Linked DNA regions of Homo sapiens: region 1 is linked to region 2. The links are chromatin loops, found by intact Hi-C in ENCODE. Cell type or tissue: heart left ventricle. All regions are shown on one strand. Links, peaks and the distances in the headings refer to the core of each region. The heading gives the core; the rest is flanking DNA. Region 1 overlaps ANP32A (acidic nuclear phosphoprotein 32 family member A). Region 2 overlaps CORO2B (coronin 2B).

Evidence for each region. A loop is a pair of places that touch in the nucleus more often than their neighbours do. Peaks named below come from ENCODE experiments on the same cell type or tissue, not always from the same donor. Only the 100,000 strongest peaks of a DNase experiment are listed, where the experiment ranks them.
Region 1: it touches region 2 in a loop (1.8-fold over the local background); 2 of 110 quality-filtered maps call a loop at or near these places.

What each region holds. Positions count from the first base shown.
Region 1 is chr15:68,792,286-68,797,654 of GRCh38, reverse strand. The region is part of intron 1 of ANP32A (acidic nuclear phosphoprotein 32 family member A); the gene reads left to right. Among named protein-coding and RNA genes, the nearest start is that of MIR4312, 7.0 kb to the left of the region's middle. RefSeq lists enhancers at 1,863-2,435, 2,261-2,510, 2,861-3,070, 5,226-5,369. In heart left ventricle, for the core only: no CTCF peak of the experiment used is centred there; DNase peaks (open chromatin) are centred at 2,164 and 4,129; H3K4me3 peaks cover 1,325 bases; H3K27ac peaks cover 3,959 bases.
Region 2 is chr15:68,697,960-68,703,328 of GRCh38, reverse strand. All of the region lies in intron 3 of CORO2B (coronin 2B), which reads right to left. Among named protein-coding and RNA genes, the nearest start is that of MIR4312, 100 kb to the left of the region's middle. RefSeq lists an enhancer at 2,513-2,700. In heart left ventricle, for the core only: no CTCF peak of the experiment used is centred there; a DNase peak (open chromatin) is centred at 2,598; H3K4me3 peaks cover 847 bases; H3K27ac peaks cover 2,003 bases.

The sequences.
Region 1 (5,369 bases), core at 242-5,241, 94 kb before region 2:
CACATCAGGGAGGCTAGCAGAGGGCTGAGATGGGAGGAAGCACAGGGGTTTTGCCAGGGAGCACTGATGGGTGGGGGTCTGGGAATCGTACTCTGGATTTGCACTTGATCCCTGTGGCCATTAAAAGCTTTTGGACAGGGGAGTAATGAGACATGATGTGATGTGATCAAAGCAGCGTTTTAGGAAGATTGAGCAGGATTTACCCTCTTTGCTCTCTAGGCCTTGGTCTTCATTCTCTGTGGCTTTTCTGTTGCATGGGTGCAGTGCTGTGGTTCTGTAATAAGATCACCAAGAACGGCTGTGGTTTGTGTTTTGAATCACTGAATTGTCAGCTCATGGATCTGAGTAGTGATGGGTGATCCTGGTCTCTCCTCTCCTCCCACCCCAGGCATCTTGGAGGCCACTCAATGACCTGTGAGAGGATAGACATCAGATGGGACAATGCTGGACTCCCACATTCAGAACCCAGCACCCGGGGCCTCTGGGGGGTGTTTTTATATCCTGATGTGTGGTTTTTAAAAACTTGTTGTAATTAATTTTACAAATTGATATAGTTGTACTTATTTTGGGGGTGCTGATATGTTTTAAGAGATTAGATGATTGAGTTTCCCATTTCACTTATTACCCAGGGTAACTGCCCCATGTCCCAGATTTCCTTCCTGGCATCCCTCAGTGATGAATCCTGGGCCCCTTGACCCATGAAATTGGCCACGTTCTTTCCGGAACAGTGACTGAGTTTGAATGTGGGGTGGGCACTCAGGCTCAAAGTGTATGTACCGAGAGAATTTTGAAACTAGAGGGACCTTATTTCTGCACTCAGGCTCTATTGTCCAGTGTATGGACTAGAGGACTAGGAGAAGCCCAGAGAGTGGTAGTGACTTCCCGAAGGTCACACAGCAAGTTAGCGGCAAGGCGGACCAAAGCCCAGGTCATCAGAGTGCCTGACAAGCATTCTGTGCACTACACCTTGGTGCATCTTGGCCCCTTTTCCTTCTCTTCCCTGGTTACTGTTCACACACCACCTGCTGGGACTCTGCTTCCAGTGCCTACCTCTTCAGTCCTCCAGCACCTACCTCTTCAGTCTTCCAGCATCCACTGAAGGTAGGAGGGGAACAACCATGTAGAAAGAGTCGAGTCTGCGGCTGGGTGTGGTGGCTCATGCCTGTAATCCCAACACTTTGGGAGGTGGAGACAGGTGGATCACATGAGGTCAGGAGTTCAAGACCAGCCTGGCCAACATGGTGAAACCCCGTCTCTACTGAACATACAAAATTAGCCAGGTGTGATGGTGGGCGCCTGTAATCCCAGCACTTTGGGAGGCGGAGGCAGGTGGATCACATGAGGTCAGGAGTTGAAGACCAGCCTGACCAACATGGTGAAACCCTGTCTCTCCTGAAAATACAAAATCAGCCAGACGTGGTGGTGGGCGCCTGTAATTCCAGCTACTTGAGAAGCTGAGGCAAGAGAATCGCTTGAATCTGGGTGGCAGAGGTTGCAGTGAGCCGAGATCACGCCACTGCACGCCAGCTTAGGTGACAAGAACGAAACTGTCTCAAAATAAAAAGAGTTGAGTCTGTAAGATTTTCACTGGGTCGTGTACCCTGCCAGTTCTAAAACCTTCATCTCCCCTTTTCCACACTGCAGCTCCCATCCCCCAGCAAAGCTAGACCCAAAACCCCTCCTTCCCTTCTTCAGACCCCAAAACAGTTCCTGCTCCTCTGTGAACACTTTTAAGAGCTATACACGCTCTTAAACCAGACAGGCCTGGGCTAGAGGCTGGGCAGTCAGGGAAGGCTTCCTGCGGGAGGTAGAACTGACAGGTCCTTGATGTGGAGTCTATACCAGCTGGAAGGTAGGAAGGAGGTTTAAGGGGGAGGAAGCAAAGGAACAATATCAGGGAGGGGCCCAGCTAGGATTCACCAGCTAAACAGGCCCATTTGGCAAGCCCAAAACTCAGGTCCTGCAGCCACCCCAGCCTGCGGAGTACTGCCCTGAGTCTGTGTTTCTGGCTGGAGGAACATCTGCGGTGGAACCAGCTCCTCTGCTTTGGTGAAGCAGAAACCCAAGTCCCTCTCACACCCGCGGGAGGAGACAGAGGAAGCCGGTTCCAGGCGGTGCAGGAGCAAGTCACAGGGTTTATGTTAATGCGGGCCCTCCCCGCGCCGGCGGCTTAGCCTATGAGCCGGGGCCCTGGCAGACAGCTTAATTACCGCTGCAGCGCGCCTCAGCTTGTGTTCCTTGGCTCCCTAAAATAATAAGGATGGCGTCACCGACTTCCCCGGGCCATGTGCTCCCCGCCTGCCTTCAGAGCTCTATTGTAGGAAACAAACAACAAAAAAAATCAGAGACGTGGATGCTTTTTTCTTGGGGAGATTTTTTGTTTGTTTTAAAGTAATAGGGGACTCTGCCCCTAGTTAAGGTTTTAAAAGATCTTCTAGAGGTGTGGAGATCTGGGTCTACTACTGTTGAGGCTGCAGAATAGCCTCCTGTTAGCAGAAACTTGAAAGCTACACGAGTGATCTGTTAATTCCATGGTCTTCCACTGGGGATGTGAGTTCTGATGCCTGGTGGTGGTGTGTGCTGCAGGGAAACGAATCGCCCAGCTCACAGTGACTCTGGCCCCAACTTTGGACCTTGCTTCTTCCTCTGAAAAAAGAGAACTGACCTACACCAGAGTTTTGCAGACTGTAGGTCACGTTACACATATTTTGTTCTAAGTAACATAAGAAAGTAATTGCAAGTGTTAAGTTTTGTTTTCAGTTGTGTATGCCTATACACACACAAAAACGTGTGTACTGAGCCACGGTGTAAAATGTAGAAAGCCACTGGCCTAGGAGATCCCTAAGGCCCTTCTAGCTTTCAAAATGTCTAACTTTTCTGTCAGAGCTTTCACTTTTCCCCAACATGGAACCTGACTGATTTCTGCAGGTTTTGCCACACTGGCTGTTCAGCAAAACCATCGATTTTATGGTTAAAACAACAAAATCACAAGCATCTATCACCCCAGTCTAAAACCTTGGTGTCTCAGACAGTTTGGCCTTCTAGCTGAAATGGGATCTGCAACAGGGGATGGCCCATTTAAAAGCTGACCTATTTAAAACCCACGAGCACCAAAAAACACAGGGTCAATTTGATATGAGTCTTCTCTTGTGTGCAAAGACTGGAACCTGAAAACCAAATTAGTCAGGGACTGACAAGGTTGAAACCAAAGCTACAAATATGTATTGAATTCTTGCTCCGTGAAGGAAAAGAAAATCAAGGGTGGTCAGGGTTAGTGTGAAAAACAAAACAAGGTGTGGATGTAAAAATCCAAAGGGGTCGGTTTTAAGCACACCATTCCTGGTTCCCCAACAGGTTAAGAGGCCTCGTATTTACTATAAGGAAGCCGTACAGACAGCTTAGTTGACTCAAATCTGCTAACCTGCCCTTCGTTTCCATTCTTGTGCCTTGACTGTACGCAACAGTAAAGATAGCCATGGAAAAAGGGGAAGGCAAGTGGCTTTTTCCAAGCTGGGGATGCTCCAAGTACATTCTTATTTAATCCAACCCTAGGTGATGGACATTATAGTCACTAAAGGAAACGGAAGCTCAGAAAGGTAAGCTGGGCTAAAAAGAAGAAAAATTGAACTTGAGCCAGTTCTCTCGGACTCGAGAGCCTGCCTTCTGTCCACCTTTCCTTGTTGCCTCAGGAAGTACTAGAAAAAGAAGGAGCAGTTCTTACTCTAAGCTTCCTTCTCTCTGGTCCTGTCCTTCAAAGGGCTCTGTTTCAGGCCCAAACTGTCCACTTTAATCAGGGCCAGCTTCACAGGCATGTGACCCGTGCAGCACGCACTTGGTTTAATGCGCTGCTGTCACTGTCTTGGAATTCTTAATTTTTAAGCAAGGGGCTCCGTGTTTTTCATTTTATGCTGGGCCCTCTAAGCCAGTCCTGGCTTTTGATATAGTGTATCTCCTCCGTTGGTCCTTCTGGGTCCCCCTCATCTGCCTTTAGCATGCCTGTTCTATCTGGTAGAGGCATTTGAAGAATGCACCCTGGCCCGGCCCCAGTCCTGCTACCTGGCACACTGGACTGGAGTTGTTTACTGGTGGCTGTCTCCTCCCAGCCGGCCACCACACCTCTTGCTGGCAAGGACCCCGACCTTGGCTTACTGTTTCTTCCGTGTCTCCTCAGCCAACAGTGTCGCAGGTGTGCCCCATGTGGAGAGGGCTGGAGACCTGCATGCAGAGCACTGGGTCATTCAGGTCAGGGGGAGTGTGCACAGCTGACCTGCCTCTCAGGGGCTTATGCTTGTCTTGGGCACAAGAAAGACTCCAAAAAACCACTGGTGTTTATAAAAGATAGGGTTCATTCAACATTTATTCGTCATACTGTTGAATACGTTTCATGACAGTTTGACTCACCTCTATATTCCCAGCACCTAATGTTATACCTGGCGCAATAAACAGGACATTTGTTAAGCAGTTGCTCTGGTCTCCGCTCCCTGGTAGGCTGATTACGGAGGACAGTCCCTGACCTCTAGGAGGATCGGATGCTTAATACACGAGTAAATGATTCATGCAGCAGCTGCCCTTGGTGCCCCAGGATGCACAGAGCTGGGTTGGAGAAGGCTTCCTGGGAAGGGGAACTGGATTTGTAGGGTAAGAGTGAGAGATTGGGGGTGCTGAGGTTGGATAAAGAGGAGGGAGCTCCAAGAATGGAGAACCTTGGAGGTCATGTGTAGGAACTTGAATTTTTCCCAAGGCAGTGAGAAGCCAGGAATGTTTTCCAGGCTGGAGTTTACTCTTTATAGGTTAAACAGATCTCATCATCCCCTTTCTACAGAGGCAGAAGCCTGAGGCCTGGGGGAGAGAGCTGAGATCATGGAGCCAGTTGGGTCGAGCCCTCTAGGTCGAGGCCTGTTCCCAGTAATCCAGGCTGCCTCTTGACCACTTCCATCCTCACAGTCATAGAGACCTGGTGTGGAGGCAAAAGCAGGCTTGAAGTGACTCGAGGTGACAGTGACCAGTGCTGCAACGTTGGGAACAGAGGGGAAAGGCCAAATTTGAGAGATCTGTAAAGACAAGATTTCAGTTTTAAACAACAAATTGTTCCTTAGAGTAATAACGTATTTGTGTTTATCATGGAATTTTCAGGTCCCATTGGTGAAAAATGACTGACAGGTCTTTGCTTTGGGGACAAGTTTTTCAGGAAGTACAGGACCCCCAGCAATCTGACATCTTGGGAACCTTCATTGCCTCCTCACTGACCTCTCTTATGAATATGAGGGCTCCTTTTAGGTGTTCACTTGAGGAATGAAGCATTGGGTCCTGTGTAGGTTTCTCTTTGGGGTGTTGGAAAAGCTTCTGATACAAGCAGAGTAATTTCAGTT
Region 2 (5,369 bases), core at 69-5,068:
AAATACAAAAATTAACTGGGCGTGGTAGCGCGTGCCTGTAATCCCAGCTACTCGGGAAGCTGAGGCAGGAGAATCATTTGAACCAGGGAGTCGGAGGTTGCAGTGAGCTGAGATCGCGCCACTGCATGACAGCCTGGTGACAGAGCAAGACTCCGTCTCAAAAAAAAAAAAAAAAAAAGAAAAAAAGAAAGATATGGTTTCTGGGCTGGGCACAATGGCTCACTCCTGTAATCCCAGCACTTTGGGATGCGAGGCGGGTGGATCACTTGAGTCCAGGAGTTCGAGACCAGCCTGGCCAACATGGTGAAACCCCGTCTCTACTAAAAATACAAAAATTAGCTGGGAGTGGTGGCATGGGCCTGTAGTCCCAGCTACTTGGGAGGCTGAGGCATGAGAATCGCTTGAACTCAGGAAGCAGAGGTTGCAGTGAGCCAAGATTGTGTCACAGCACTCCAGCCTGGGTGCCAAAGTGAGACTCTGTCTCAAAAAAAAAAAAAAAAAAAAAAAGAAAAAGAAAAAGAAAAAGATATGGTTTCTGCCCTTGAGAAGCCTCCAATTTAGCTGTATACAGTACACAATCATTGGCTCCAAGATTTCCATCTAACCAATCCACAGAGATGGTGCCTGGGTCCAAGAGCACAGTAACTGTGATGTCTCCTGCAGTGAAGAGAAAAGCTGAAGGTGTTTGCTTAGGGGCCAGGAGGCTCCTGGAGCTCTCTCCTCCCCGTTTCTTGTCAATCATTCTGTTCATTCTAAAAATTGAGTTTATCATCATTCATCTAAACAAGAGGTAGAATCTCAACATCTACCTTGATTCTGACATCTTCTGAGCACTGGACTCACTGTTTGCCAATATGGGAAACGAATCCCACCAAACCCAGGGAGGTAGGAGGGGCGAACTGAGGACCCAGAAGGAAGCATTGTTGAGCATCTACTGCTGTGAGTCCTGGGAGGGGGTTGCTAGAGGATGCATGAAGTGGTCGTTGTGGCGCTGGATGCATGAAAGAATAAGTGCTACCTATTATTATTATGACTACTAAAGACTGTCCTTGCACAGATAAGGAAATGAGGCCCACAGAGGTGAGAAAACTTGCCCAGGTGTCACAGCTAGGAAAGGAGGAGCTGGGATTCAAACTCAGAATTGGAATCAGGCAGACTACCCTCCTCCTCTCTTCCACACTCCTGCCCGTGCCCGTACCTGATTTTTCCTTCTTCCCTGGGCTGGACCCAACCCCCTGAGGAGGACATGATCTGTCCTTCCGCTTATCATGTTGGCCAGGCTGGTCTCAAGCTGCTGACCTCAGGTGATCCACCCACCTCAGCCTCCCAAAGTGTTGGGATTACAGGCGTGAGCTACCGTGCCCGGCCTGGGCAAGTTATTTAAACTCTTGGGCCCTCACTTAAGGAAAAGAAAGTAACAGTTAATGTCTATGGAGTTCTTAGGGGACACAAAACACTTTTATATTCATCTAGTTCTCAGAGCCCGAGATGATTCCTATTTTACAATAGGGCAACTGGTACTCAGAGGTAAAGAAACTAGTCCTAGGCCGGGTGCAGTGGCTCACGCCTGTAATCCCAGCACTTCGGGAGGCCGAGGCGGGCAGATCACGAGGTCAGGAGATTGAGATCGTCCTGGCTAACACGATGAAACCCCGTCTCTACTAAAAATACAAAAATTAGCCGGGCATGGTGGCGCGCACCTGTAGTCCCAGCTACACGGGAGGCTGAGGCAGGAGAATGGCGTGAACCCGGGAGGCGGAGCTTGCAGTGAGTCGAGATCGCGCCACTGCACTCCAGCCTGGGCGACAGAGCGAAACTCCGTCTCAAAAAAAAAAAAAAAAAAAAAAAAATTAGCCGGGCGTGGTTGCAGGCGCCTGTAGTCCCAGCTTCTCAGGAGGCTGAGGCAGGAGAATGGCCTGAACCCGGGAGGTGAAGCTTGCAGTGAGCGGAGATCGCGCCACTGCACTCCAGACTGGGCGACAGAGCGAGCCTCCGTCTCTCAAAAAAAAGAAAAAAAAGAAAAAAAAGAAACTAGTCCTAGATCGCAGAGCCTGGAAGTGGCAGAGCCAGGATTTGAACCTAGGCCTAAGGGACTCCTGAGCCTGGCTGCTTAGCCAGGGAGCCATACTGCTGCTTTCTCTGTGGCTGCTAAATCATTAGTGAAGACCCACTCGGCGCACTGGCCCCTCAGGGCTACCTTCCTTCTACAAAAGTGCATCACTCCCTTCCAGCTCCAAGAGGTATTGGTTCCGGAGCTCGGGAGGTGGGGGTGTGCAGGAGGCAGGGTGGTGGGTGGCTTCCAGCAGGGCTGACATCCTGTCCATCCCGCCCCCAGCTCCTCAGGGAGGGGCATCATCTACAGGGTGAGGAGAGCAGACACAGGATGGAAGAGCTTGAATAAAAGGCAAAGGAAAGATGTGGAGCTCGGCCCACCAGCAAGAGGCGCCTGCCTCTTCTCCCTCCTCCCTCTCTCCTGGGATCGCTCTCTCCCTCTCCTTAAGATGACAGAAACCTCTCTCTCTCTCCGCGGCTGCTGGCCCCAGGAGAAGGGCTGGGAGCACGAGGCTTGGAAACCGATAGCGCCCTTCCCTGCCGCCTGCCAGCCGCCCTCCCTAGCTGCGGCAGAAGCTATAAAAAGCATAGCCTTCAACAATAGGTGACATCACCCAGCAGCGGAAAGAACTGGATTCTGCCAGATGCCAGGGAGAGTTATGGCCCCCAGCCCTCCCTCGGGCCCAAAGCCCCTGGGGAAGGGCCTGGGTATGTTCTGCTGGATCCCTGGCGGGATGGAGGATAGACTCCAGAGGACCTCCTCCTGCTCAGGGAGGGGAAACGGATCCTGGGGGACGGGGATTGATTTCACTGGAGGTTGCAGGGCTGGGGGATATGGGGAAGGAGCTGGGGAAATCAGGGCTCGTGAAATCCCACCAGTGTCCTCTGAATGTTTTGAGACAAGTAGAGGGAAGTGGAGGGCTGGGGGTGAAACAGGCAGGCACTACCAGGGGAACTGGTCCAGACCTGCTGTGAAGAGCTTCCCTCTGGGCCCCTGTGGCCTGGCGCCGTCCCCAGCCCTGTATGTAGCACAGTGCCTGGCACACACAGCAGCTTTGCCGACTGACCTCCCAAGCCTGGGTCTGGATGTCGTGTCTGGTGAGCAGCAAGTTGACCATTCCAGCTGGAATGGGTGGAGGGAGGGCCTCGGTGGCCGATGCCTCAGGTGCTTTGAAGGAGGCAGGGAGGCCGTGGGAAGGGCCCTGGCAGCAGTGCTGACCTCCTGTCCACCCCCTGGAAGCTGCAAACTCCATTTCCTTTACGCCCCACCCCCTCCCAGGCTGCAGCGGGGGATGCCTCTCCTGTGCTTTCCCCCAGCACCCAGGTTGGACCCTGAGGAGAGCAGACGCTGTGATGTAAATGTTGAGCGTGATGAATCTGAACTGTCAGCCCAGCCCACCATGGCCCTGAGCCTCAGTTTCCTCCCTTGTAGAACCAGGGCCACTGGTGAGGGGCTGAGAGTGCAGACTGGGAGTCAGGGGACCTTCCTAGGACAAAGGCTCCCTGTGTGACCTTGGGCAAGGCACCTCCCTTAGGGTCCCAGAGCACGTCCTCCAGGAGAGGTTGGGATCCAGCCTCAGGAACCTGTTGGTTCCACTGCCAAGATCCCTAGCTCCAAGGCGGGGAGGGGTGGACACCCGGGTAAGATGCGGTTCAGGGCTGTACTTCTGGGGCAGCTGGCCTGGCAGCTGGAGCGAGAGCTTAGTTCCTCTCTGATCCAGACTTAATCTCCTTGTCTCTGGATCAGCAGCCCAGGCCAGCCCCTCCCTTCCTGTGCCCCAAGCCCGTGTCCCTTCCCTTCACTCCTCCAGCCACACCCCTCCGCTCTTCCCTTCTCTCCACTGATCTACCTGTATCCAGCTAGTTCAGGCCCCATGTCCTCCATAAATCTGTCTGTGACCCCCTCCATCCACACAGGTCCCCTTGGTTCCCTGGAGCGTGTAGTGTCTCCCATGCACCACACTCGGTGGGGTCCACTGATGCTCAGATGGCTTGAGAAGCACAAGTCTCGCTGCAAAGTTGGGCTGCTCACCCTGAACCCTAAGCCTTCTCTCCTTGGGTCCAACTGCCCTTCGCAGCTGCCCTTCCTGCCCGCTCCTCTCACTGACCACCACCCCAGGGCTCCAGTCACACCAGATGACTCTCCCTTTTCTAAGCGCACTGTATATGCATTCTCTCCAGGCCAAGCACACCGGATATACTGGGTCTCTTCCTGGGACTCCTTCTCTAACCCTTTTTCTGTCTGTCAATGTCCTGCTTCTCCAAAGTCCAGCTAACTACCTCTTCTCCTCTCTGCACCTTGGTCAAAACTAATCTCTCTCTCTCTTCTCTGTGTGCATAGCCCTTTGCTTGACCTTGGTGGATGCAATGACCTCATTCTGCACCACGTTTTGGTGGGTGGGGTGGGCCCTGCCCCTCTGCGCCTCTACTAGGGGTGTTTCCAGAGCAAGAGTGAGATGAGCAGGCATAGATGAAGGGACAGGCATACTACTGGGCATAGGCTAACCTTCATCCTCATCACAACAGCCAAAGGGAGGTATCTTACTGTTTCAGAGACGAGCAAAACCGAGGCTCAGAGAGGCCAAGTAACACTCCATTGGCCACCCAGATGGTAAATGGTGAAGCTGAGATTCCAGCCCAGGTCTACCAGATCCCTCTTTGGACCCCAGCAGCCAGGGTGGTGCAAGGCATACCGTGGTCTGTCAGTCAGTGTGTGCAAAACTGAACAGAGTCTCTTGGCTCATGTGGCCGGGGATGCAGCCTTATGTTTTTCTTGGACACAAACCATGGATGTCTTGTTTACAAGCTGGGGTCCTGGAGCATGAGGCACATATCAGGTTAAATAAGACGCCGAGCTAGGACTGGTCAGATCCTTCTCACCATGAGCCAGGCAGGAGAAATTGAGACCTGAGGAGGAACCTGGGTGGCCAGTGATTCCAGGAGCCCTGGTCTAATTTGTCCCCCCTACATCAAGACAGGCACTGCTCATCTGTTATCCTAGCTGGGTCCCTGGGTAAGACATGAGCCACTGGGAGACAGCATTGGCTGTCTGTGATGAGGAAGCTTGGCAGAGCATGGGCTTTGCAGCGAGCAGGCCAGGTAAAATCCCTGCTCCTCTACTTCCTGGCTTGTGACCTACCTACCAACCCTCAGTTTGGGGGTGGCAGTGCCTGTCTCATGGAGTGGCTCTAAGAGCTAAATGTATGTGAAAGGCCCATCCCAGAGTGGGTAGAGGAGCAGCCCTGAGTTCCAGGGGCTACTACCTGCTGGCTGGTGACACCAGCTGGGGTCAGCCCTTCCCGCCACTCTCCCAGCAC